Regions from separate parts of the Homo sapiens genome. Here all the other regions are linked to region 3. The links are chromatin contacts, found by Hi-C or POLR2A ChIA-PET in ENCODE. All regions are on one chromosome and are shown on one strand. The core of a region is the stretch at or near the end of the contact, and the rest is flanking DNA. Distances in the headings are between cores, read along the strand shown. Region 1 overlaps RAP1GAP2 (RAP1 GTPase activating protein 2). Region 2 holds the start of MYO1C (myosin IC). Region 3 holds the start of MNT (MAX network transcriptional repressor). Region 4 holds the start of SLC43A2 (solute carrier family 43 member 2). Region 5 holds the start of INPP5K (inositol polyphosphate-5-phosphatase K). Region 6 holds the start of CRK (CRK proto-oncogene, adaptor protein).

The links. Hi-C counts contacts between places; a loop is a spot of excess contacts on that map. ChIA-PET counts read pairs that join two places held with the same protein, here RNA polymerase II (POLR2A). Pooled maps may share reads with other maps.
Region 1: a loop to region 3 is called in a map of B cell, with 7 times the contacts of the local background. The contact joins the enhancer-like site here to the promoter of MNT in region 3. A Hi-C loop is called at or near these places in 2 of 168 maps with a recorded cell type or tissue (B cell and OCI-LY7), 13 of 37 single-sample maps with no recorded cell type and 15 of 50 pooled maps. POLR2A ChIA-PET finds 5 or more read pairs at or near these places in 1 of 52 experiments (PC-9).
Region 2: a pooled map shows a loop between it and region 3 (7-fold over the local background). The contact joins the promoter of MYO1C here to the promoter of MNT in region 3. A Hi-C loop is called at or near these places in 5 of 37 single-sample maps with no recorded cell type and 13 of 50 pooled maps.
Region 4: a loop to region 3 is called in a map of B cell, with 14 times the contacts of the local background. The contact joins the promoter of SLC43A2 here to the promoter of MNT in region 3. A Hi-C loop is called at or near these places in 1 of 168 maps with a recorded cell type or tissue (B cell), 2 of 37 single-sample maps with no recorded cell type and 7 of 50 pooled maps. POLR2A ChIA-PET finds 5 or more read pairs at or near these places in 1 of 52 experiments (WTC11).
Region 5: a pooled map shows a loop between it and region 3 (14-fold over the local background). The contact joins the promoter of INPP5K here to the promoter of MNT in region 3. A Hi-C loop is called at or near these places in 8 of 50 pooled maps. POLR2A ChIA-PET finds 5 or more read pairs at or near these places in 3 of 52 experiments (B cell, OCI-LY7 and naive thymus-derived CD4-positive, alpha-beta T cell).
Region 6: a loop to region 3 is called in a pooled map, with 9 times the contacts of the local background. The contact joins the promoter of CRK here to the promoter of MNT in region 3. A Hi-C loop is called at or near these places in 1 of 37 single-sample maps with no recorded cell type and 6 of 50 pooled maps. POLR2A ChIA-PET finds 5 or more read pairs at or near these places in 1 of 52 experiments (Caco-2).

What each region holds. Positions count from the first base shown.
Region 1 is chr17:3,002,881-3,005,580 of GRCh38, forward strand. It overlaps RAP1GAP2 (RAP1 GTPase activating protein 2), which reads left to right. Exons shown (of 25, transcript NM_015085.5): 15 at 2,489-2,560. Among named protein-coding and RNA genes, the nearest start is that of RAP1GAP2-AS1, 38 kb to the left of the region's middle. RefSeq lists enhancers at 739-868, 1,039-1,088. Within about 2 kb of position 1,336, at least 37 of the 41 ENCODE cell types and tissues checked have a DNase peak (open chromatin) inside an H3K27ac peak, as active enhancers do; they include B cell, OCI-LY7 and PC-9, where a contact is called at or near this core.
Region 2 is chr17:1,491,275-1,493,974 of GRCh38, forward strand. MYO1C (myosin IC) reads right to left here and starts at 1,412. Exons shown (of 32, transcript NM_001080779.2): 1 at 1,139-1,412. The coding sequence starts at 1,213. LOC105371483 (a long non-coding RNA gene) reads left to right here and starts at 1,513. Exons shown (of 2, transcript XR_934145.4): 1 at 1,513-2,351; 2 at 2,676-2,700. RefSeq lists an enhancer at 1-463 and silencers at 1-187, 268-667.
Region 3 is chr17:2,399,662-2,402,361 of GRCh38, forward strand. MNT (MAX network transcriptional repressor) reads right to left here and starts at 1,399. Exons shown (of 6, transcript NM_020310.3): 1 at 979-1,399. The coding sequence starts at 1,051. RefSeq lists enhancers at 1-83, 84-654, 1,945-1,994, 2,366-2,700 and silencers at 1-364, 885-944, 1,095-1,174, 1,365-1,674, 2,325-2,644.
Region 4 is chr17:1,627,442-1,630,145 of GRCh38, forward strand. It overlaps SLC43A2 (solute carrier family 43 member 2), which reads right to left and starts at 1,393. Exons shown (of 14, transcript NM_152346.3): 1 at 1,353-1,393; 2 at 274-479. The coding sequence starts at 433. RefSeq lists enhancers at 1-103, 104-641.
Region 5 is chr17:1,515,309-1,518,008 of GRCh38, forward strand. INPP5K (inositol polyphosphate-5-phosphatase K) reads right to left here and starts at 1,304. Exons shown (of 12, transcript NM_016532.4): 1 at 1,148-1,304. The coding sequence starts at 1,191. PITPNA (phosphatidylinositol transfer protein alpha) reads right to left here. Exons shown (of 12, transcript NM_006224.4): 12 at 2,410-2,700. It overlaps PITPNA-AS1 (PITPNA antisense RNA 1), which reads left to right and starts at 1,611. Exons shown (of 2, transcript NR_028514.1): 1 at 1,611-1,785; 2 at 2,410-2,700. RefSeq lists a silencer at 1,390-1,689.
Region 6 is chr17:1,454,875-1,457,574 of GRCh38, forward strand. It overlaps CRK (CRK proto-oncogene, adaptor protein), which reads right to left and starts at 1,358. Exons shown (of 3, transcript NM_016823.4): 1 at 1,003-1,358. The coding sequence starts at 1,243. RefSeq lists an enhancer at 527-1,512 and silencers at 777-906, 1,017-1,076, 1,167-1,666.

The DNA of each region.
Region 1 (2,700 bases), core at 86-2,585, 600 kb after region 3:
GAAGGAGGCGTGCTTGGGTGTGTGTGTGTGTGGTGGGTTGCAAGGTGCTTTGGGGAAACTCTATTTCAGGAGCCCTTTACTGGGTGCAGGTCAGCAGGGGAAGTGAAAAGGCCACTGGGCGACAGTGGTTACCCCTTACCAGCTGCTTGCTCATGCCAGGCACGGTGCTGGGTCCTTAGACGCACAGTCTTGAATCCTGACAAGCCCCTGGTGAGACAAGACCTCTCGCTAGAGGGAGGAAATGGAAGCTGAGAGCTGAACCCACTTAAGGCCTGAGGCCACAGAGCCAGGGAGCTGTGGCTGAGGTCCTGTCTGGGTCTGCTTGCGGTCTTGGTCATTGAGCCATCAGAGCAGGCGAGAAATTGGCTCCACGGAGTCGGGTGTGCACGAAGCATCACTCTGGATTATTTTTCAGAAATGAGTGTAGTCCTCATCCTGCCTGCTTGGAAGGAAAGTCCAGCTCAGCCATCACCAGGACTACCCCTTTCCCTCCCCCCTATCCCTGCCTCCCTCTCCGGAAGTCCTCAAAGGTGTCAGGAATCTCAGGTGAAGCCCACCGCCGGGGAGGGCCCTGTCTTTGTAGCCCCCTCCCCGTTTCCCGTCACGACTTGTCTGTTGCTCGGACGATGCTCTGTGTGCCACCGCGGCTCCCAGGCCACTCTTGGGCGTGGGGCCTTTGTCACGTTTGAAGCTTTCTGAGGTTCCCAGTGCATCCTCATGACCCACACCAAGCTCCTTCCTCCTTCCAGCCATGCAGGTCCCTTCCCCAGAGTCACCTGCATCTGCCTCTCTCCCTCCCTCCAAGCCCTCGCTGGAGGCCCTCGCTGCATTTAGAAAACAGGAAGGTGGGGCTGTGTTCAGGCAACTTCTGCTTTCAGTCCAGTGACCCAGATGTCCCCAAGAGGGGGGAACAACAAAGGCCTGGCCGCCTGGTTGGAATGGGGTCAAGAGAGGCGCACAATGAGGATGGAAGGTGAACGCACGTCGCAAGGAAGGGCCCTGTCCTCCGTGTGGCCCACAGGGCTCTGCTGTGGGACTGTCCAGCTGGAGGGTTGGATGGACTTGAGGATGTGTCTGAAGCCACTTACACGGTCGGCACAGACCACTCTAATGCAGGCTGGAGGAGGAGGGGGAGTGGGGTGGGAAGGGCAGAGCTGGGGCTGCCCTCTGGCCTCTGTCCCAGGTGCCCACGGTCTGCAGTCTCCCCATAGCCTTCCCACACCCCCACCCCTGATTCTGGCTCTGTGACTGAATTCTTGACCTGGGCCACCGGTGCCTGGTGGGTGGTGGTAGGGAACCGGGTTCAGCTGCTGGAGCCCAGCCAGAAATCACGTCAGCCGAACGCGCACCATTTCCTGACTCGGGGCACTGCAGTTTGGGCTGGGCAGACAGCCTGGAGCTTGAGAAGAGAAAGCCCGTATTGACCAGCTCTCTCCCGCTCCGTTTCCCCTCCGGACTCTGGCAGGGCCTTTCCTTGGCTCGGTGCCCAGCTGCCTGCTCACCCGGCCTGGCAGACTCTGCATCTGCTCCACTTCACAGGCCGGGGAGGCTGGCAGCACGCCAGGGCTGGGCTCACGTCAGCGGCTGTGTAGGGAAGGGAGGGCAGTCTCCCGAGAGCCTCACAGCCTCGTGGGCTGAGAATAGGTGAAGTCAGGGCACCTCTGTGCAGAGGGAAGGCGGGGTGTGGGGCCCGTCCCACGCCTGGGCGACCCCCATGCAGCGAACCTCGAGGCCGTCACTCTAAAGCTCAGTCTCACTCAGGGTGCCAGAGGTGCGCGCCCCACCCTCAGTTCCTAGCCTGGGCCTAGGACTGGCTGACCCCGTGTGTGGGGCCAGGGCTCCCGAACACGGGTCCACCGGCTGCACGAGAGTTTCCGGGGGGCCCTACCCTTCCGATTCGGCAGGTTTAGGCCAGAGCCCATGAACCCAGTCTGTATTTTTAAACACCTGAAGCAATTTTGAAGCAATTCTGATTTATGGCCGAGCTGAGGAGTCAGGCTTGGGAAGAGAACCCCAGAGACGGGTCGGGAGAGGTCTGGATGCTCTGTTCCTCTGCGGCTAATCACCTGTGGGACTTGGGGGCTTCTCTGTGTGTCTCTGGGCATCTGTTTCCTCATCAGGGAGAACAGTTCTCCCTGTGCCTTCTCAGTAGGATTAGCGTCACGGTCGAATGAGGTCACGAGATGCCATCTCCCGGGCACTTGTATGGCATTAAAATTAGGGTCCCAGCCCTGTCCAGTCATCTTGCCAAACCTGCTTCTGGCCTCCAGGAATGCAGATGAGAGGCTGCGGATGGCCCCACACCGTCCGGCCCCACTTCTAGGAACAGGGTCAGGGCCTGTGCTGGCGATGCTCACAGGAGTATTTTGTTTGTGTTCTGGGAAGAGGAGGAGGGAGAAGGTGAGTAGCTTTGTAAGGAGCGTGGCTCCCGTAGGGGCAGCGCTCGTCTCTTCCCTCCAGGTCCGTACCATGACTCTGTTTCACTCAGGTCTCTGTCACTGCGCGGGAAGATGTGCCCACCTTTGGTCCACCTCTGCCCAGTCCCCCCGTTTTCCAGAAGGTAGGACACTCTTCCTTCTGCCCCTCTCGCATCCACGATGCCAGGTCTCAGTGCTTGAGTAGCAATGGTTGGGATGGAGCCAAATTCAGGCTGGGAACATTAGGGAGCTCCTTTTGCAGGTTTTGGGGGGAACCTCCTTT
Region 2 (2,700 bases), core at 162-2,661, 910 kb before region 3:
GCGGGTTTAGGCGGCTTCTCCGGAACCCAGAGGCGGAGCAGGGCTGCGGGCGGGGCCCGAAGGGCGCGCAGGGTCCTGGGTCCTGCAGCCCAGGCCGCTCTTCCCCGCCTCCCGCTCCCCGCAGGTAAATCTAAGTCTCCACCAGGCTGCGCCGGCGCCTCCGGGTCGTGGGACCCCCCCCCCCCGCACGGGTCCACGCGGCCGTTCTTCGGCCCCAGCGATCCCCGGCCGTGACCCCTGCCTCGTGCACGGCGGCTCCCGGCCCGGCCGCCCGCTCCCCACACCCGCCCCCCGCGGCCGCCGTCCCCGCGCCCCGAGTACCCACCGGCGTGGCTCTTCCGGCGCGGGCGGGGCCGGGCTGGGCGGCGTGGCGGGCTTGGGGATCCGCGGCCCGGGCGCACTCTCCCCGCCCAGGGCCCGCCGGGGGCCGGGCCGCAGCCTGTCGTCATCCCGGGCAGGGCCGCGCACCCTCCGGCCCCGCCCCGCCCCGCCTCAGCCCCGGCCGCGTCCGCGAAGCCTCGGTGCGTGCGGCCCCCGCCTCGGCCCGTTCCCGGGGCCACAGCGAACACGCGCGCGCCCCTCCGGCCGAAGACCCGGCTCCCCGCCGCGCTGCTGGGGGCGTGGGGGCGCCCGACTTTCTCCCTCCTCCGGGCCCTTTGCATCTCCAGCCCCTTCCTGCGGGCCGGGCCAGGGCCGCGCTCCCCCGTTTCTACCCACCCGTGACCCTTCACCCACCTCCCACACCGTCCTTCTGTTCTGAGTCTTGGGCGGTCCCAGCCCTGCGGACTGGAGAGGAGCGGGGCGTTGACTGAGCCTGGAGCTTCCATGCCCTGGTCCTTCGACCTCACAGCAGCCGGCACTTGCCTTTTGTGCCCAGTATTCACGGTTCTGCCCACTGAGGTTCGGGAAGCCGGGGAAGAGTCAAGCCCAGACCTCCACTTCCAAAAATCCTGCTGCTAGTGGCCCTTGCATCCTTACTCTTCCACTCACCCCGTCTTGTTCAGTCTGTTCTGGCCCCGCCAAGGATCGGAACCCCTCCCCGCTGCTCAGCTCTTGCCCGAGGGCTCGCCTGAGAGGGGCTGCCCGGCCTTGGGGAGACGCTCCCACCCTCCTCCCAGCCCAGAGCATCCCAGCTTACAAGCTTGCAGGGCCTGTGGGGATGAACCACGCGGATGATCTCCCCGGTGGGTACCAGCTCCACTTGCAGCGCCATTCCGCCCTGCGGAGAGCCAGCGGCCTGGGCACCGCGGCCTGTGAGCAAGAGCTGCCTGCCCACTGGCGGGCTCCGACCACTCCGGGACCAGGAACCTACGGTCTAACGCCGGGATGGCCACTTGGTTCTGCTTCAACTGCAGCCCCAGGGGATGTGGCTGGTCCAGCTCCTCAGGACACGGCTGGAGCCGTCCAGGTCTGACTGGGAGGCCTCTTGGCCCGGATGGTTGGAGCAGGAAGAGGAGGGGCTGGGGATGGAGGAAATGCCTGTTGTCCCAGGTAACCAGAGGAGCCGATGCAGCCACCCATGGGGGACCCTGGGCTCCAGGTCAAAGGCTAGGACGCCTTTCCCCTTCCCCCCATCCCCACGGCAGCTCTATGGCTGGGCCCCTCCTCCTGCCCACTCTCTGGTACCACCTAGAGAGCACGGGGCCCACTCCCCAAACCAGACGGCATGCCCTCCCCTAGGCCAAGAGGACCCGTTAGTAGGCACTGGCTTTCCTGCACATCCCCTCAACGGGGCTGCCCCCCACAGCAGGTGAGCCCCCACCATGAGTTTGAGAGACCAGGGCTGCTGGGGCCTGGTCATGCAGGGCCCGGACAGGGGGCTGTCCCGCTGTGAGGAAGCTCTTGGCTTACCCTCCTCTGAGCCTCAGAGCTTGTGAGGTTAGTTCCTGGGTTCCCTGGGTGTGGGCAACCTCTAGCCCTGTTCATCCCTTGCGTTTCAACAGTACCCCCAGGTGACCCCCACCCCTGATGTTCCTGCTTTTCTATTTTTATTGTTGCTAAATCACAGCTGACACTTTCCTGGCCTGAGACTGAGCCCTCCAGTCTCCAGCCATTCCTTATAGGAAGTAAGAACAGGGAAGTGGATAGGGGAAACAGACCTTTCCAGAGGGAGAGGCTGGCATAGGAAGGGCTGAGTCCCGTGGGTGTGTGCTGGCACCGACAGCCCCATAGGCAGGGGCCTTCCCCCCGGCACCCTTCTCTCTCCCCACAGCTTCCCCCGCCCCGGAAAAGCTAGCAAGCCTTCCTTCCTTCCTCCGGGAAGCACATCTATCCAGAGCAGGCTCATCCCCGGCGGCCACACAATGGCCCTTATCAGCCGTGGAGCCAGGCGTAGACCCAGTGCACACCAGGTCTCACTTATTTCCTGTTTCCACCCAGTGGGTCGGGGTGGACCCAGAACGGCCATATCCTGACTGGGGCCCAGAGGACGGAGAGCACCCCCCATTCCCCTTTCCGCCTCTCAATCACTGCTGGGCTCACCCCTCCCACACAGGAGGCTGGGTGTGTGGCGACCTCAGTTCACCACGGGGGAGGTGAGCATGTGGGGGGACCCCTGGGGTCAAGCCCCGGGGCCGCATTAATCAGAACGGGGAGGCGGGTCTAGTGCGATACACTTTCTGCAATTGTTCTCCCACAGTAATCTTGAGAATAGGGACATCATCTGTATTTTACAGACTACTGAGACCGCTCTGCGGGTGG
Region 3 (2,700 bases), core at 149-2,648:
CCCGGCCGAGCGCGAGGCGGTGAGGAGGGGCCGGGCCGCGCCGTCCCCAGCAGGAGTGTCCCCGGTGCACGTGGTCGGGGGCGGAGCCCGTCCACGTCACCACCCGGTGTAACCAACGGGCTCGGAACGCAGGCACACGCAACATTCCAGGCGAGAGCGGGTTTGGAACGCGCAGACACGCCACATTCCACACTGGCTAAAGCGGGGCGCAGCGAGGGGGGCCCGGGGGCTGACCCCCAGCGACCCGCGGGCCATTTCGCAAACGCCCAATTAGCCCGGCTTTCACCCAAACCCCGGACGCGCAGCCCAGCCCAGCTCTGGGAGGCGGGGTCAGGCGGGGCTGGCCAGGATCATAAGACACGCGATGTCATTTCATTCTGCAAAGGCCGCCTCCGCCCCAAGCGGCGCGTAGATCTGCCGGGAGCGCCCCCCGCACCCTCCCCACGGGGCCAGGGAAGCCGAAGAGCTGCTCCGCGTAGAGTAGTCCCCACCCCCACTCCGTTACACACACGCCCACTCGTGTGCTATACACACGCCCGTGTACACGTCCGTTCATCTGCTCTTCCCGAGGCTCACATCACACATCCCCCGTGCACACACGCACGCACACGCGAGCCTGCCACCCCCACGCAACACCATTCCTCACCCCACCCCCCGGCTCACACATCCTCAGTGCCACCGAGGGCTCCGCTGGCCCACGCAAAAGCAGCCCACCACAGAAGGGGCACAGGGGTGCCACGCAGCCGGGGTGGCGCCCGCAGGAGCCAGGTCCCTCGCAGCATGTTAATGAATTCATTAATTAATTTCACTGCCCACATCACCCCTCCCCAGGCGGCGGCTCTCGCGGGGAGCCGTGCGCTGCCAGGCTCCGCAGGCCGCCCGGGAGGGGGCCCTGTCCGCGGTTTCGCGTGGGTTCGGGGACCGGGGTCACTCGCTTCCCCTTCCCCAGTGCCCCAGGGGCCCAGCCCGGCCGCTCACCACGTGCTCTCTGTTGTTGCTGCGCTTGCCATTCCAGGAAGCGGGCCGCCTCCAGTAGCGTCTCTATGCTCATCGCGCCGAGAGCTGCCGGGGGCGCGCCGGGGCCGAGGCTGCGGCCCGCGAGCCGGGCACAGGTCAGGCTGGCGGGCAGGCAGGAGGGAGGGATCACCTCCGGGGGGCGACAGGGCTGGGCGGCGCAGCGCACTCCGCAGGGAAGAACGGGGGAGCACGGGGAGAAAAATCAATGTCTCTCAAAATATTTGCAAAATATAAAATTGCAAATTTAAAAAAATGGGATGCAAAAAAAAAAAAAAGGCGGCACTGCCTCCCTTCTTCCCCTCCCTCTCTACCTCCCTTCCGATGCCTCCCGCCCCGCGGCCCCCGGGAGTCCCGCCGACAAGAAAGGGCTTTGCAACAAGATGGCGAGGAGGCACCGACACACACAACAAGGGAAGGAGCCGCGCTGCCCCCGGCCGCCGCCCCCGCTACTACACCGGGGCCACAGCCAAAGCCCGGACCGGAGCCCCCGCCCGCAGGGCCGCGGCGTCTCGCGAAGGGAGGGGCGGGTCCTGCGCTGCTGGCCCCGCCCCCCGGATCCGGCGCGCGCACACGTGGCCCGGGCAGGGAGGGAGAGGTCCGAGCGGGGTGTGCGCGCCGCGGTTCCGCTTTCCTGCTGGCCCCGCCCCGGCTGCAAGCCACAAGTTGGGCCGGGGCGGTGCGTTTGGGTCGTTCACGACGAAATCTGTCCTGCTGGAGGGAGGGTAGGGTGAACAATTCAAGATTTAACAGAGTTCCAACCAGGATATTCCGGGTCAGGGAAACCTTGGGAATGGCAGAGACTGGCCTGACCCTGGGTCTCCACGCTCCACCCACTCGCGACCTAAATCCCGCAATCGCCGGGCTGTCGCAATTCCCCCGGGATCCGCCCCTGGGCGGAGCTGCCGGCGACTGGAGACTGTCAAGAGAACCAGCGGAGGGAGCGGAGCGGCAGTCCGGCTCCGCGTTTTGTCTCCGTTCCTCCCCCCGCAGTGCGTTCGCATCCTATTAGGGGACGTCACCGGGCCGCGAGCCAATGGGCGGGCAGGACAACACGGCATGGAGCAGCTCCACATGGACACCCCGCGCCGCCAGCCTTCGGTTTAAAGGGCCAGTGTCTGCAGGTCACATTCGCGGGTGCGGATGGGGCCACTGGGCGAACCCAGGGTGGGATGCCGTAAGGGGAATCCCGCAGTCGTGCCCTGGCCTCTCCATTCCTTTTCACCACCTTCCATTTAAAACCAGGCCTTTATCTTTCCTTCCCCTGAACTCCAGTCTTTGTCCACGCGTATTCGATGTGGGTGGAGATACGGACTGTGCCACCCCATGGGCCACCCTTTCCTCTGGGGCCGGGGCCAGGGCGGGGAACACGAAGCGCCCGCAGCCCAGACCGGGGGGCGTGGCCCAAATCGGGAACAACAACGTGGAGGGCGGAAGCCCGGCCCTCCCCGCGCCTGGCGACCGGCGGTGGGCGGGGCGCGGGGGCGGGGTCCGCTGCGGCCGGCTGGAACCGCGCTCCCCAGAGGGAGGGACCCCCCGTCGCCCGCCCGCCCGCCCGCGTCTTCCGGGCTCGAGTGTTTAGGGGAGCTCGGGTGCAATCGGAGAGTTAGCTCTTTGAGGCCGGCTGCCCTTAAATCCTCTCACTTCACACATAAGGAAACTGAGGCCGTGACGGCCAAGGACTCG
Region 4 (2,704 bases), core at 143-2,642, 770 kb before region 3:
CCCTGGACAGCAGGTGGGGTTCTGGGTGGATGGCAGGCCCAGGCTCTGCGGCCTTGCGCAAGACAGATCGCTCTGAGCCTCGATGTCTTCGTCCACAAAACAGGGGCAATGACAAGTACCCGGCAGGGCTGGGTGAGGATCAGATGGGCCTTCTGATACCCTAGAGGCACTGGGCAATGCGGTGCTGTGGCTCGCTAGGTCTTCGCCCCCATCCCGCCCCCTCCCAAAGCCCCAGCTCCAGGAGCCCCCCGCAACCCCAGGCGCTTGTCTCACCTGGCTCGGTACACAGGTAGGAGTAAAAGCCCTCTGACTTGAGCATGATGAGCAGCGAGCCCCAGCCCAGGAGGACTGCCGAGAAGAGGAGGTTCTCCAGCACGGCCGTGCAGGCCATCCACCAGCGGCGCCGATGGGCAGTGGCCAGGGTGGGCGCCATGGTGCGGCGCGGCGCGGCTCCGGCTCCGGCTCCGGCTCTGCACCACCTGCGCACAGAACTCGGCGTCAGCGGCCGGCCCTTGCCCAGCCCCTGCGGCCGCCCCCAGCAGCCCCGACCGCTGCCGCAGGGCTCGGGATTGCCACCCCTCCCCGGCCGCGGCGGCCGGTGCGCGCAGCAGAGGAAGCGAACCCCAGCCCTGCCCGGACCTGGGACACCCCGAGCCCGCGGCCGGCTCGTACCGCTGCCCTCCGCTACGACAGAGCCGCCCCGGCCAGGCAGGGAGACGTCTCCCGCAGCTCACTCCGAGGTAAACTGAGGCATGGAGGCAAGAAGGGGCTAACGCATGCTCAGGGCCGTGGAACTAGTCCTGGCCTGCAGCAGGACTGACATCGCCTGGGGCCAGCATGGAACGCAGCGTGAGGTGGGCAGGGGCAGATCCGAGGGCTGCCTCTCCCAGGGACCCTGACAGGTGCCCTCCCGCCCGCGCCCGAGACCCTTCCCCAGAGCTGGTTTCTTCAACCACAAGATCAGCGCCCAGACCTACGGAACGGCCCGCCCCGGCGCGCTCATTGGCCGGACGGCGCAGGAACTGCCGCGCCATTGGCCGCCGTCTAGGTCGCTAGGCGCTGCGGCCACGCGAACCCAGCGTGGGAGACGAGGAGCCGGTTCAAACCGGTGGCGCGAGCCAGCCGCGCGACCCCCATCTCGGGCGTTCCCCCGGCAACTCGCCCGTTTCCATGGCCTCGGACCCCCGCGCCTCCATTCCCCAGCCCGCATCTGTTCGTCATCTCTTCCCTGGCGGCCCCTCATCGCTCCATCTCTCTCCTCGTTCCCACGTTTTCTCCCTACGCCCCTTCGGCGGCCGCTTCTGCCCCCGCGCCCTCGCCCCGGCCGCGATCCCCTCCCTGCTGCAGCTCACCCGGCTCCTCCGGCGTGTGTCGGGCCCGCCCGGCGCCTTTTCTGCCCTCTTTTATTCCAGCCCTTTTATTCCGACCCCAAGAAGAAAACACTGCCGCCCGCTGATTGGCTGAGCGGGGCTGGAAACAGGCGTCGACCAATCAGCAGCCAGCCCCCCGCCCGCCCCGCCGCGAGCAGAAGCCGGTTCCGGCCGGACTCGGAGACAAACAAGAGAGATGGGGGACGGGAGGGGCCTGGGCGCTGCGGGCCGGGCCTCGGCTTTGCAGCCTTCAACCCGAGTCACAGCGCGGCCGGGAATCCCCGGCGACATCGCCCCGCGGCCTCTCCAGCGGCCTGACCCTGCGAGGCTGGGGCTCCGGCTCCGCGTCCCGGCCCCCAGCGGACTCCCCCCAGAAGCCGCCGGGCCACCAGCGCCCCCAGCCGGGCTCTCCCGCGGCCGCCCCGCCGTCCCCAGCTGCCCCCTGCGCGCGGGTCACCACGCCCAGATGCGCCGGCTCCGCACGGTGGTTCCACTCTCGAATCCCCACCCCGCCTCCTCCCCACGCAGCGCCGCCGTCCCCGCCGCCTCGGGCTTTGGGTCCTGGTTCCTCGCTCCCCCGCCCCGGTGGTTCCCGTCCCGGCGTATTCGGGGCCTGGGATCCCGGACCCGGTCCAGCCGTGGCGCCCCCCGCTGATGCACCGACCCCTTCCCCTCTCCCCGGTGGCGTCTGCCCGGTCCCTGGAAGTTGGCCCTTGGAAATCTGCAAGGGGATTTGGGGCTGGTCTGTCCCGTCCTAGGATGGGGTCTCCTGAGCTCCCCCCATCAGACTGACCTTTCTCCGCCCGTGTTCACGCACTGCTCGGTCCTCCGGGGACCCTCCACCCTTGATCGTCATCTGGGTGCTCCCTGCCCGCGCTGGCCACCTTCACCCCGTTCCCCGTCCCTTTCAGGGAAGGTCCCCTCTGCAGGGCGATGCTACGGGCCACGTCCGCCAGCTGGTACAAGCTAGGGAGGGTTCGAGGGGGCTCCGGGTCCCCGTCTGATAAGCCCGGGCTCCGAAAGCTCAGCTCCCCGTCTTCGTCCCCCGGATTCGAGGCACTAACCCGACCCGGGAAGACCCTCTGACTGCCCCAGAATCGCCTTGGTCACCCTGGCTCGCTCCGGGGGGCTGGCTTAGCACCCCAGGGCTGCCGCGCGGTGTCCACGTCTGGAATCCCAGCGGTTTGGGAGGCTAAGGTCGGAGGGCCACTTGGGGACAGGAGTTTGAGACCAGCCTGGGCAGCATGGCGAGAACCATCTCTACCAAAATAAAAACCAAAAATAAAACCCCACCACCACCCCAGGGCTGTGGGAGCCCCAAACGCCTCTTGCTC
Region 5 (2,700 bases), core at 54-2,553, 880 kb before region 3:
AAAGTCATCAGTTGGATATTTTCCACCTCAGCTTACAAGTCTTAGGGAAGCAAGAAAACTAGATAAGGGGCCTCAATGACACTGGATCCAGTCAGAGGCTCAGGAAAGAGAGACCTACAGATGTCTTTAGTGGAACAGTCAGTCACAGCAGCTCTTCAAGAAGCCTCAGACTGTGCGGAGCACAGAGCGGGCAGGAGCTACAGACCCTGCAGAGACCAGGAACAGCCTAGCATGAGTCCTAGGCACACGATGAGGAGTACCTGCAGCAGCTGGAGATCTGGAATGGCAGAGGGTACAGGGGGATGGGAGAAAAGGGCAGTTAATGCCAAAACATCTCTCCTCCAACAGACCCCGTCCTTAGAGGTCGACGTTCTCAAAAGCACTTCAAGAAATTCTTGGCCAGTTTAAAGCAACTTCCTGTCCCTCCCTGTTAGCATAAACAACACTATACAGAAACCACCTTCCCAGGCACTCGGCCTGAGATTTTGAGCTTCATTTGTTTACGATCTCCCCCTGCTGTCCGACAGAGGCTTAAGGAACAAAGACCTTTTACTCAGAGACTTCTTTTCCCAGACTCACTCTAAGAGGATGGAGAGCAAAAGTCCGGATTTCTTGTTCCCACTCTCAAATCCGACGATTAGCAGCAAATCCAAGCATCGTGACTTAGACTAAGTGGGCGATTAGCGTTGTTCCCCGTGAAAGAGCAGGCAAGAGACCAGGCTAAGTCACTTCCCTAAAGGATCTTATCTCAATCTGATTTCGGATTCCCGGGGTTCACCATGGGATCAGGCAGACCTCCTGATGTATGTGCTGATGAAAAGTAGGAAAAAGATTTCTAACCGAGAGCCGAAGGGTGACGGCCTCGTTATGTCTTTAACCTCAAACAACCCCACACGGCTGTCCTCTCCAGAAAGCAACCGGGACACCTGCTGCGCCCCAGTGGGAACGAGCTTGGCGGCCTCGGCTTAGAGGGGGCGCGAGGCTCGGGCCCAACACAGCCCACCTGACACAGGCGTGGGAGAAGGCGAGAGCGCCTCTGAACCAAAGGCAGTCATGGAGGTCTGGTGCCTTGTCCACCCCCAGCCCGCAGCCCAAGGGGCGCCGATCCCCCCGAGCAGGCCTGCCTCTGCCGCCAGGGTGCCCTCACCTGAGCCTCCTGCCTTTCGGCCCGCTCAGCTTCCGCGAGCTCATGGCCGCCGTCGTCCCCGCGCGGTGGTCCGGCAGGTTCGCGTCTCCCGGCCAGCGGGTCCCGGCCAGAGCAGCCCTGCGGGCGGCCGGTCTCACGCGCCTAGCTGTCGCGGACTGTTTTTCTTCCGGACTCCGACCGTCCGCCCCGGCTTCCGTCAGAGACGCGCCCTCCGCGCACCCCGGGATCTGGGTGGTGCGGTTCGCAGAAGGAGGCGGGACTCTCCCACGAGCGCAAAGCTGCGAGAGGCTGAGCGAAGACGGGTTCGCGGACGTAAGAGGGGCGTGTCGGGCCTGTCATCAGCGCACGCGCAACACTGCCCCAGACGACGCGAGGTGTGCGGCCGCCACTAGACCCGGCCCAGCCCGCGCCCGCCGTCCGCAGCTCCCAGCGTGCCCCGCGCCAGGGGCCGTCTTCCGGCGGAAGTTGTCTCTTCGCCGCCGCCGCAGCCTCTGCCCCACTCGTGAGGGATCCGAGGGCTCCGTCCTTGTGCTGTCTTCGCCCCGGCTCCCAGGGGTCAAACGAGGGTCGGGGGTGGGGACACGCAGCCTAGCCACTGTCCTGCCTGGGATCCGGTCTCCCCCGCCCCCCGGCTGCAGGTAATCTCCCCATTCCTGCTACTGCGGGAGCGCCTCCGTTCTCCACGCCCACTTTCAGGCTTCTACTCCAAACTTATTGGATTACCTATTGCATATGGGACGTTTGGGGATTCCTGGACTCCTACAGAATTAGCCGTCAATAAATGAAACGTAGGCCGGGGCGCGGTGGCTCAATGCCTGTAATCCCAGCACTTTGGGAGGCCGAGGCGGGCGGCTCACTTGAGGTCAGGAGTTTAAGACCAGCCTGGCCTTAACATGGTGAAACCCCGTCTCTGCTAAAAACACAAAAGCTAGCTGGGCTTGATAGCGCGCGCCTGTTAATCCCAGCTACTCGGGAGGCTGAGGCAGGAGAATCGCCTGAACCCGGGAGGTGGAGGTTGCAGTGAGCCGAGATTGCGCCACTGCACCCCAGCCTGCGCGACAGAGCGAGACTTCGTTTCAAAAAAAAAAAATAATAATAATAATTAGCCGAGATGGGGTTTCGCCATGTTGGTCAGGCTGGTCTCGAACTCCTGACCTCAGCTGATCCACCCGCCTCGGCCTCCCAGAGTGCTGCGATTTCAGGTGTGAGCCACCGCGCCCGGCCTAAAACTACTTTAAATAAATGTTTTGCTTGTTTGGTAGGGTGGATAAAGAGGAAGATGTGAAGAGGAGGCAGACAAAAGCAAAAGGACATCCTGTCAGTAGGAAACGGCCGAATTACAATTCAGATGTGCAATGTTTGCATAAGTAAACTGACACGGGACTATTATATGCAGAAATCCACGTGCAAAAATTTTCAGACACACCTTTGTACCTCTTCCTAATCCTGCCCTGGTAAAATGGCGGTTATCAGTGCAAGTTTGAGGATACATACAGCTGGAAAATGGACATCACCAAACTGGACTCCAGAAAGTTCTGTCTAGGATTTTATTA
Region 6 (2,700 bases), core at 108-2,607, 940 kb before region 3:
GACAGTCAATCTCAGGGATCCCTCCCTGGCAAGGAAAACCCAGCGCAGGTAATTTATGTTCTTGGCGTAGAGTCTGTTCCCAATATCCAGGAAGACTCAGCCCGCAGCCCCATCTTACTGAGCAAGGTGACGCCCTGAAGTACACACCGACAATGTTTAAGTCCAAGGAAAATGAAGTTCCAGTCACTTACAGGGAAGGGTCTGTTTCCATTGCCTCACTTCTGGTTTATTTTGTGGAATAAAATGTCTTTCCTCCACTAAACACTTTGAAAACCAGAACTCTCTAACGGCGGACAGTCTTCTGGACGCTTAGATCTCTTGCACATAGCCAGGCATCGCCTTAAACTGGGTTGGGCTGGTCACTGAAGGCTTTCTGCTACCACTATTTCTTCTAGCACTTAGTTCACCACCTTCGTCCTCCACGGGGGAAGAGAACGGTACAAAGATTTTGGAAAAATGCCCAAGAAAGGAAAAAATTGACCGGTTTCCTGAGGGTGTCTCCATCCCTCCCGGCCAGTATGTGGTGACTTCCTACCAAAGGCCACCAGGGGAGCACGGCCAAACCCGGCTCTCCAACACGGCAGGAAACGTTTCCAGCCTAAAAGCCACTTGTAGGATTATCGGATTCATTCTGGGCGCCGCTGCCAAGTGATGCCCCCGCAGTGCCAACATCTCCCTCAGCTCTTTGTCCCCACGTTGCCTTGCCCTGCCCTACCCTTGCGCCTGGCCCGGGAGCCAGCCCCACCCTGGGGCCGAAGCAGTTCCCCTTCCCCGCGGCTGCCCTCCCCAGGCACACCCCGGGGCCTCGGTCCGCGGCTCCTCCTCCCCCACACTCCTGCTCCCCGGGTGAGAGCGAGCCCGAGCAGCCGGCGGGCCCCTGCCACGGTCACCCAGCCCTCTGCCCACGACCCCCGAGGGTCCGCTCTCGAGGACCAGCCAGCCAGGCTGGGAGTTCCGCGGCCCTCACCCCGCCCAGGGCCCGCCGTCCCGTCAGTCCCTCACCGGGCGGAGGCTGGGCGGGCGACGGTGGCACCGGCGGGCGCGGGCCGCTGCTGTTGATGATGTAGTGGGAGACGCGCGAGTTCTCTGAGACGCTGAGCACATAGTCCCCGGGGCTGGTGCTCGAGTCCCGCACCAGGAACACCCCGTGCCGCTGGCCCTGCAGCAGCGCCACCGCCTCCTGCCGACTCAACCTCCCCCAGTACCAGCTACTCCGCTCCTCCGAGTCGAAGTTGCCCGCCATGGCTGCCTCCGCGCCTAAACGCTGGGGTGCCGCCGCCGCGCGCGCCCCTCCGGCCCCCGGCGCCCGCCGCCCAGCGGACCGGCTCCGGTTTCAGCTTCACAGCAGCGCCCGAAATGGCGGCGGCAGCCGCGGGCCTCCCCCTCCGGAAATGACGCGCTCCCTGCCCGAGGGAGGCTGCCGGGAAGGGGCCCGCGGCCCGCCATTGGGAGAAGGGCAAGGCGCCCTCGCGCGCGCACTGCGCATGCGGATTCATGGGCGGTGCCGCCCTTCCCGGGCCCGGGCTGCGGGGGATGGGAGGCGGGGTCTAGGGCCCGAGGGGCGGGGCCTCGCAGCCTCCCGCAGAGACGCGCGCCTGCGCTGCGGACAGAGCGGTGCTTCTCGTCTGGGCCCCGGTTCCTGGACGACCTGGGACTTCTAGGCAGCGACTCCCAGACAGAATTGGAGGAGAAAAGATGCGTGTGGCCCTGGGGCCTGAGTTCTCGGCCAGGCTTCCTGCGATATCAGTCTGTTTCTTTTTTCTTTTTCTTTTTGAGACGGAGTCTTGTTCTGTCGCCCACGCTGGAGTGCAATGGCGCGATCTCGGCTCACTGCTCCCGGGTTCAAGCGATTCTCCTGCGTCAGCCTCCCGAGTAGCTGAGACTACAGGCGTGAGCCACCGCGCCCGGCTGTTTTTTGTATTTTTAGTAGAGACGGGGGTTTCACCATGTCGGCCAGGATGGTCTCAATCTCCTGACCTCAGGTGATCCGCCCGCCTCGGCCTCCCAAAGTGCTGGGATTACAGGCGAGAAACATCGCGCCCGGCCACGTCGGTCCGTTTCTGCTCGTTCCTCTAGCTTCTCCACAGACCAGCTGACGTTCTCATTTTCATTGATTCACCTAGGACATTGTTGTTGACACTCCACTTGCACTGCGGGTGCAAAGGTTATCATGGCTGGGCCCTGCACTCCTCGAACTCACAGACCAGTGAGAGGAACCAGGAAACTGGATGACAAAAGGATGACAAATGCTGACAAACGCTATCATGGGAAACGGACATGAACACAGAGCAGAGCCCCCACAGCCAGTCTATGGAGTAATCCAGGAGGGCTTCCCAGAGGAGGCAGCATGTGTTGACTGCTGAATGACAAATGGGGAAGGACATTCTTTCTTTTTTTTTTTTTTTTTTTTTTGAGATGGAGTCTCGCTCTGTCGCCCAGGCTGGAGTGCCTGGGCGTGATCTCGGCTCACTGCAAGCTCCGCCTCCCGGGTTCACGCCATTCTCCTGCCTCAGCCTCCCGAGTTGCTGGGACTGCAGGCACCCGCCACCACGCCCGGCTAACTTTTTGTATTTTTAGTAGAGATGGGGTTTCACCGTGTTAGCCAGGCTGGTCTCGATCTCCTGACCTTGAGATCCGCCCACCTCGGCCTCCCAAAGTGCTGGGATTACAGGCGTGAGCCACCGCACTCGGCGGGGAAGG